Regions from separate parts of the Homo sapiens genome. Here region 2 is linked to region 1. Evidence: chromatin contacts called from ENCODE Hi-C or POLR2A ChIA-PET data. All regions are on one chromosome and are shown on one strand. The core of a region is the stretch at or near the end of the contact, and the rest is flanking DNA. Distances in the headings are between cores, read along the strand shown.

Region 1 (4,356 bases), core at 385-2,884:
GAGGCTGAGGCAGGAGAACTGCTTGAACCCGTGAGGTGGAGGTTGCAGTGGGCCAAGATCGTACCATTGCACTCCAGCCTGGGTGACAGAGCAAGACTTTGTCTCAAAAAAAAAAAAAAAAAAGAAAAAAGACTTTTGGCCAGGCACAGTGGCTCATGCCTGTGATCCCAGCACTTTGAGAGACTGAGGTGGGTGAATCGCTTGAGTCCAGGAGTTCGAGACTAGCATGGGCAACATGGTGAAACCCTGTCTCTACAAAAATTTCAAAAAAAAAAAAAAAGACATGATGGTGCTCCTCTGTGCTCTTAGCTACTTGGAGGCTGAGGTGGGACGATTGCTTGAGCCCAGGACGGGGAGGTTGCAGTGAGTGGAGATCACGCCACTGCACTCCAGCCCGGGCAACAGAGCAAGACCTTGTCAAAAAAAAAACAAAAACTTTTAAAGATGAGGAAACTGAGGCTCAGAGAGGTTCAGTAGCTTGTTTGATGCTACACAGGTTGTAGGAGGCAGGACCAGGATTTGAGTGCCCAGTGCAACATCCATGTGCCCCAGTTCTCCTTCTCTTTGAGAGCCATCTCTGGTCCCAGAAAAGAGGGGAGCAGCCTGCACTCTGGGGTGGGACAGGAGGAGTTGGAGGAAGAAAGGGGTTTTTCAGGCCCTTTCCAGGGCATCTGTCTCCAGTAAAGCCCCCTAGACTGGGACTCCCAGCCTCTCTCATCTTCTCTACTACGGACTGCGGAGCACACAAGCCCTCAATGCCCCCATCTGGCTTGCAACACCAGTCCCCCAAACCCAGCCCACACTCCCCCACCCTCAGGTACTCTAGGTACTGAGATAGGCCCCATCCCAGGCCCCCTGTTGCCATTGTCTTCTCCAGACAACCATTAGCATATGTGCAATGCAATTACCCTTCAGCTCTCCTGGCCCGGGGCTGACACGGAGGTCCCCATCCCCAGTGATTTGGGGGGAAGGGGGGTTATTACAACTCACAAAACCTTAAATTAAGAATGAATAAGAGAAACGTTGCATGCCACTTCTGAAAGGCTGCCAGCCCAGGCTGGGGTGGGTGACGGGTGTATTATACTCTGCGCCGACGGAGGAGCTGATGGATGTGCCCGTAGTGGGGAGGACGGAATAGCAGCTGATACCTGTCCGCTCCAGGCCCAGCGCTTTTCCAAAGCGGCTGGGTGTGGAGAGTTCATCCCCAGCTATCCCCTTACGGCTGCAGGGTTTGCAAAAGGCAGAAGTAGGTCTTGAGCTAGACTTGGGTGGGGAAGGGTAGGTGTGATCAGAGAGCCTCCCTGGAATAGTCAAAACAGAGCTTGCAGGTTGCAGAGGAGTAAACCCTTCAACCCCCAGGTACAGAGCAAGGGGGCAGAGGTCCAGGTCGAGAGACCAGTGTGTGCCGAGGTCCTGGAGTGGAGGGTCACGGCGCACGGCAGGTAAAGAGCTGGAAAGGCATGGAAGCTGACCCTGGAGGTGGAGAGGCGGGAGGAGGGTGTGACTCTGGGGAACTGGGCAGGAGTCACTCTCTGGCGAGCCTTCTTGTCCAGCGTCCGGATTCAGGATTTGGTCCTAGGAATGCCAAGAGGAGGAGTGTGCAATGTGACTGTGCTGTGTTTAAACAAGGTCCTCTGGCCACGGTGCAGGGAACAGACTGGAGTTGGCAGAGACTCTGTGGACACTCCAGGAGGCCCATGCGGTGGGCTGGGAGAGACAGTGGCAGCCTGGGTAAAGGAGATGGGGGTGAAGGAGAAAAGCAGGCAGACCAGAGAGGGTCAGTTACGGGAAGACTGATCAGTCGTGGTGATGGTGGCGGGGGAGAAGAGGTGGCGGCAGGGATGAAAGCCGGATTTGGGTCATGTGCAGCTTGGGAGATGGTGGAGCCACTTATCTAGATAAGGAAATGGAATGGGGGCACAGATTTGAGGTGCAGGAAGAGAAAAGGTTTAGGTGTGGATATGAATGTCATCACCTTCCTAAGCTATGGTTTCCTCTGTCCGTAAAGTCCGATGCCACACGTGGCTCACACAGAGCTGCGGAGCAGGCCTCTGACACTCAGTTCTGCTGTTCCCCAGTGTGAGTGTGAGTGTGCGTCCACGGGCTTCTCCTTCGACCACCATGAGTGTCAGTTTCCTCAGGGGGCAGGGCCAGTGTGAGGCTCAGAGGAGAACCAACAAGGGAAGCACGTTACAGCACGAAAACATTAGGCAAGTAAGTGCCTATGTGCACCTTCCCTGCTCACTCTGCGACCCTAAGCAAGACCCTTATCCTCTCTGGGCCTCAGTTTCCCCAGCTTGAGTCTGGAGTCACAGGCTGTCTCAAGAGGGGCCTTCTAGCTTTAATGCCCTCTGTCAGGGACAAGACCTCAGGACTCAGGCCCACGGCCAGCCCCCAGGAAAGGGGCATCCCAGCCCAGGCCTGGGGGCTCTCGGGAAGGTGTAGCCTGTCCACTGCTGCTTGGCTGAGCTGGAAGGTGCCACCCATCAGCTTGCCAGCGAGAACCTGGCTTCCTCCTCCATCAGAGCTTAGGGTTGAAGGTGGGTGTTCTGATGCCTTTCTCCTCCAAGTCCCACCCCCTGGTCTGTATCTCAGGCTATGCCCTGTGCCTCCCACAGCTCTGGGGAATCAGAGCAGGTCAGGCCAGTGTCCCCTGGCCCTGGGATCTGGTGCGGTCCTGGGCCCCTCCCACCTTGCACACATCTCTCAGGCCTGCCAGTCGGCAAGGAGCTGGGAGAAGCGGCGGCTTTGAGGTCAATGGGGATGAGGTCACAGGCAGGGGAAAGATGGGGCTGACAGCCCACCACACCCACAGGGGCAGGGTGTCAAGATGGGTCCCTCCAAAGCCCTGTGACCCTGGGATTCAGGGGAGTCGGGGGAAGGGAGGAGAGAGCAGCTCCCTTCCCCCAGCCAGGAGCCCTGTGCTGCTGCTCATATATCTGTCCCTGGATAATGTATATCCAGCTTATGGAAAATATTCATAATGCTCCTTACACCAAACTGGCCCCCTTCCATAGTGCGTGATCTAAAATTAAATCCATTTCAAATATACAGTAGATCGAGTCAAGCTAATATAAATGAAACATGATTAATAGGCAGAACACTGTCCTCCTTAGCAGGGCTGAGGAGGCAGAGCTGGGGCCACTCTAGCTCTCCCTCCCCACAGCCCCCAGCCCCCCAAGGCCTCCAAGCCCCTATCCTTATCCCAAACTCCCTTCCGTCCGCAGCTGAAATGTGGACCCTTCCTGGAATTCACCTAAATTGTGAAGGGCAAGTGTCAGGAAGCACAGCAGTTTAGAGAGCAGACGTGAGTGTCAGGACAGAGCTGAGACCTAAAGCTGGTGACCTCACCTCTCTGAGCCTCGGTGTTCTCATCTATACAATGGGACGTTAACGACCCCTGCCTAGTAGGGATGTTGTGAGTGTTAAATGCAAGAATAATGCAGGTTAAGCACAGAGGACCAGTCACCCGAGAAGGAGACCCTCATCCCCCAAGTCTGCCCCCTCTCCCCCCTCCCCAGCCCCCAGTGGGAGTGGGGATCTGTGCCCCCACTGGCCCCCTGATCAGCGGGCAGAACAAGGGCCAGCCAGAATTCCTGCCATTGCAGGGATATGCTTGGTGGGTTATTTTTAGTGCGTTGGCAAGTGACTCTGTTACTGACCAAATGTTCCCACATTGGGGACAGAATCTGCTAAGAGGGCACTTGTATGCTGAACCGAGGCAGGAGGGGGTTTGCAGCCTGTCTCGGGGGCTCCTCGTGTGTCCTTTTTGCACACACATTTGAACTCGGGCCCCGTGGCCACTGAGGGAGGGAGAGCAGGAAGAACTTGGGGGCTCTGGGAGGCATGTGCGCCGCGTCTGGCCTGTCTCCTTCCCGGCTGGGCACCTGGGCGCCTCACACGAAAGATGCTCCTTAGCGTGGAACGAGAAACAATGTCACCCTGGGAGAGTGCTCCACGTTCCCCCCTTCAGGAAAGACCCAGGCTTCCACTGGCTGAATGTGTGCACGTGTGTGTGTGTGTGTGTGTGTGTGTGCGCCTGTCTCCTCATTGCTCCCCCAGTGATGTCTTGCTGCAGGTACACGAGCCCCTCACTGTCCACCCGGGTCCCCAGCCTGATCCCTGGATCTTTCTGCTCACACCATCAAGGATGTTCTTCTGAACTCCTGGTGTACTTGCCCCGACCTGGGCACCCCACCTTTTGTGCAGGCCCACGAGAGTCGGGGGGGTGTCTGCCATCATCCATCCAACAACAGCCCTCTGCTGTTTCCTTTTCTCCCGGAGGGGTTGAAAGAGGGAGAGCCCCTCGGGGTGGGAGGGGGTGCTGTTGGCTTTTTCCCTGTCATTGGCCATTTG
Region 2 (4,146 bases), core at 35-2,534, 140 kb before region 1:
CCTCTTCTTTGGGGGTTCTTCCCGAGTCCAAACCATGCCAGCAGGGGTTCAACCCTAAACTCACACCCAACCGCTAGCACCTGCCCCAGCCTCCCATATCACTTTGGATTCCTGGTGAGGACAAGTCCAGTTTTCCAAACCGACCTTGGAGCTCTTTGACCACAGCACACTTTGGGAGAAGGTGGAAGAGTCCTCCCCATCTTTGCCAAAAGAGGTGTCAGGCTAACGTTACACCAGCTTTAAAAATACCCCAGCACACGATCCACAGGGTGAGAGCAAAGGCCACGTGGTCAGAGCCGGGCTATAAATAGCCAGCAAATCATTTCCCAGAGCCACGGCCCCCTCCCCAGCACCAAGAACCTTTCTGAGGAAATCAAAGTGAACGCAACTGTTACCAAGTCACTACTAAAATATTTACCAGCCTGGCGAAGTGCCGAAGGTGCTTGGCACCGAGTGTTTGCTTATTTACAAGGCTGTTTTAAAGGGTAGAAAGCAAAATAAGGTAACCTGAGCTATTAAACCCGGGGGCCAGGTGGTACCTACCAGCTGTCAGCCACCCCAGGCATGTCGGGAGCTAGAACAGTCCTGGTGGAGATTCCCTTGAAATGGGTCAGGAAAGCAGAGAGAGGCTTTGGAGCCCAGGAATCACCTAGCCCTCAGGGGTAGGGGCTCAGGGAGTGGGAGCAGAGAGTGTTAGAGGTTAGAGAAGCACTTCTCCCCCAGCCAAAGCAAGCAGGGCCTAGCACGAGCTCCAAGGTTGCCCCTGGTCTTCGCTCAGAGGGGCACCCCAAGGGCACTGCCCAGCCAGAGGCAGGGGCAAGGGCCCTGGGAGGGAGAGGCAAGGCGGGGAAGAGGAGGCAGAGGAAGGCAGGTGGGGGGCTGGCTGGGAGCCTCGGAGGATGACATAAGGGGGACACAGCCAACCTGGGGAAGAGAAGGTGCTCAACTTCTCTCTTTCTCCTCTTTCTCTGAAGTTTCCTTGTGGTTTGAATTTAATTTTGATTTTCTCAACTTCAGCAGATTGAAGTTGAAATAACCTACAAATTACTTAATGTGTTGTAAATCTGGGGGAATTCAGGAGTAATTGGGACCACATGTTGGCCGGGAGGGAGCCCACAGAGGACGGAGGGAAGCAGCCCTCGCAGACGTGCAGGTGGCTGTTCTTCCCTGGAGGGAGGGGGCTTGGGCTCCCCTCGGTGGGGGTAGGATTCCCTAGTTGGCCAGGGAGCCCTGGATGGATACGGCGAGAACGTGTTAAGACCAAGGAGTGACCATGTCACTGCCCAGGGCAGCCCGGTGACCGTGGACACAGGGCGGCCAAGTAGGCTGGGTGCCAGGCGTCTGCCAGGCCCCTCCACCGTGCCAATGCCAACACCGTGGCCGCCTCCCGCTGCATGCGTGTGGCTGTCAGCTGAGCTCCCCTCCCGCCCTCCCTCTCCGGCAGGCTCCTCTCAAGTACTGAGCCATATGGTTCCAGTTAAGCTCCATATTTTTCCTTGTCGATTGAAGAGACACACTTTCCTCTTTGCCAGACAGTTTGCAGATTGCTCTGTTGGCTCAATTTCTTATTGGATTTCTCAAAAAACCTGACATTTTAAATTAATTTACAGCCACAACAAAAAGAGTTCAGAATTTTAATGGTGTTGTAAGTAATTTTTAGGTAATCCACTCCAGATTTTGATATTAACCTTTGAAACTGGAGTTCATTCAGCTACCATGTTACAATCCAGTCACACTCCAGGCCTGGGGGAGGCCAGGCTTGGGGAGGAGGTGGAAGCCAGGTTCTGGAAAGCCCTTTTTTTTTTTTTACTAGGAGACCCCAGAGAGGATGATCCTGGGGAACCCTGGACAGGTGAGTGACAAGACAGCGGCAGTGGGGTGGGGAGGGAATGGCAAGGGGGGCCTGAAGACAGCAGGGCAGGTGTAAGAGAGTCATTGAGGGGGCCAGAGGGCCTGCCGAATGTTCTAGAAGGATGGGCCGGACTTAGGAGGGGGCAGCATCCTCAGGATCCCTTAGTAGCAAGAGCAGGGTGAGGCTCCACCTCAGTGCACTAGGAAATAATGGTAATAGCAATAATAATGACAGCTAGCATTTGCTGAGCAGTCACTATCTGTCAGGGGCTGTACCATCTCATTGATGCCTCCAACCACCTATGGGGCAGGGCCTATACTATCACCACCACCACTACTACCAGTACTACTACTACTGCTGCTACTACCACCAGCATGACCATTAATTGTTAGTGTTTATGGAGGGCTGACCGCGTCCCAGGCAGAGTGAAGTCGGTTTTATAAACCACCTCATTAAACAGCAACAGAAACCCTGTAGGAGACACCACTGTTCATGCCCTCATTTACGGAGGAGGAAATGAGGCTTGGGGAGGTGAAACCGGGTCTCCCCAGCTTGGGGCTACTGACCAACAGCCACGCTCTGGGATGCCGCCATCCTCAGCCTACTCCGTATCTCCTTTCAGAAGATGCTATGAAATACTCATGGCCATCACAGTCCTCCTGGCTGGAGCCGGAGGGAGGAGGAGGGCGGTGTAGTCCTCCAGGCTGGCCAGGCTGGGGCCGGTGGAGGATGCCACCTTTTCCTCGTGCCGCCTCAGGCCAAGCTGAAGGCTGCATGCCAATCCGGCCAGAGGAAACACCGGGCACGGGGAATGGAGCCCTCGCCAGCGTCTTTACTAGGCCCTGGCGCTGTGCGGCCCCTGCCTGGGTGCGGTGCCAGCTCACTACACCAGCAGATCGTTAGCATTCCTTTCCTGCAGGAGCTGCCCAGGGCACCCAGGAAAGGAGACATGAAGATGAGGCCCAGCCAAGGCCGCTCTGGTCCCTGGGGGGTCCTTGCTGCAGCAATCACCCAGGCCCTGAAGAGAGGCCAGGGAGAGGCTAGCATGGGGGTGTTCAGAGGCCCAGGGGGTCTTCCCTGGCCTGCTCCGTGTCCTGGGGGAAATGGTTCAGGGAATGAATCAGCACCTGCCAAACCCACTGAGGTGTCAGGTAAATAGCACCATGTGGGGCTTCCTGGCCAGTTTCTCTATCACGAAAGCCAGGACGGAGGGGAGGGAGACCGGGAGAGGTGACTGGCAAGGTTTTCACTTTACCCACTCTGGAAGAGAACACAGCCTGTGAGTGAGGAGGACTGAAACGAAGGCAGAGGGGGAGCCATGGGCGCCAATGTCAAGCCCAGCCCACCAGGGAGGGTGGCATGGAAACAGCCTGGAGAAGGAAGAGGGAAAAGGGAGAGGTGGCCAGGGGTAGGGAGAGGCCCGCGACCGTCCCAGGCCTGTGGGAAGCTGGGAGACCAGGGCGTCTTGCAGGCAGGGGCTGCAGAGCCATAAGGCACCTGCTGTTTGAGCCCAGCCCCAGCCCCCACTCCAGGTCATCGGCCATCCAGCTCTTCATTCACAACTCTCCATGTGTGCTATTCTGGGTACCAGGTTTGCACAAGGCCTTTTAAGTCCAGAAAAGAAAAAAAAAAACAACCCAGCCTCCCAGAAGCTCACAAACACCCCAGCTCCTTGAACCCCCGGGCCCAGGGGATTCAGCACAGCCCAACAGTGCCCCAGTGCCCACCCTCTGAAAGTTGGGAAGCTTTTACGGTTCTGTCCTGAAGGACTCTCTTCCTTGGTCCCCATAGCCCCCAAGCCAGGTTCCTAGACTCCAAGAATGAGAAAACCCCTTTCCCAAGGTGCCAGGAGTTACAATAGGAACTTCTGCCTTCCCACCATGTCCAGGAAGAAAAAGTGTCTGCACCCTAGGGTTCAGGGTGCTAGGAAGCAAAAGTGGAGCTGAGAAGCTGGCCTTCACCTCGTTCCTGATCAGAGGCTGAGGAAGGCCAGGCAGCAGCTGCCAGGGCTGCCCTCAGCCCTTGCCCAGACTGTGCCGACCTGGGAACCTGTGGAGCCCCTGGCTAGTGGCCAGACAGCATGTATGAGTGTTGGGGGTGAGCTGGGGGGAGAACTCAGGCTTGCCATGCCCCGGCACCATGCCAACACGTGGAAGGTTGAACTAACCCCGGGCGCGATGCCACGTGCCCAGAAACTGGGCATCTGCTGGCACAGCAGCACGTGAAGAACGAGGGGTCCTACCACCGCCTATGCTCCGGGCTCCCCGTCAACACATCGCGGTGGTAGGTCTGCT

The links. Hi-C counts contacts between places; a loop is a spot of excess contacts on that map. ChIA-PET counts read pairs that join two places held with the same protein, here RNA polymerase II (POLR2A). Pooled maps may share reads with other maps.
Region 2: a loop to region 1 is called in a map of cardiac septum, with 2.5 times the contacts of the local background. The contact joins two enhancer-like sites. A Hi-C loop is called at or near these places in 4 of 168 maps with a recorded cell type or tissue (OCI-LY7, Right ventricle myocardium inferior, cardiac septum and 1 more) and 4 of 50 pooled maps. POLR2A ChIA-PET finds 5 or more read pairs at or near these places in 2 of 52 experiments (Panc1 and WTC11).

What each region holds. Positions count from the first base shown.
Region 1 is chr1:10,859,300-10,863,655 of GRCh38, forward strand. No RefSeq gene overlaps it. Among named protein-coding and RNA genes, the nearest start is that of CASZ1, 65 kb to the left of the region's middle. RefSeq lists enhancers at 1,251-1,751, 2,131-2,632. Within about 2 kb of position 1,635, at least 5 of the 41 ENCODE cell types and tissues checked have a DNase peak (open chromatin) inside an H3K27ac peak, as active enhancers do.
Region 2 is chr1:10,723,923-10,728,068 of GRCh38, forward strand. The region is part of intron 2 of CASZ1 (castor zinc finger 1); the gene reads right to left. Among named protein-coding and RNA genes, the nearest start is that of CASZ1, 71 kb to the right of the region's middle. RefSeq lists an enhancer at 3,662-4,146. Within about 2 kb of position 1,285, at least 16 of the 41 ENCODE cell types and tissues checked have a DNase peak (open chromatin) inside an H3K27ac peak, as active enhancers do.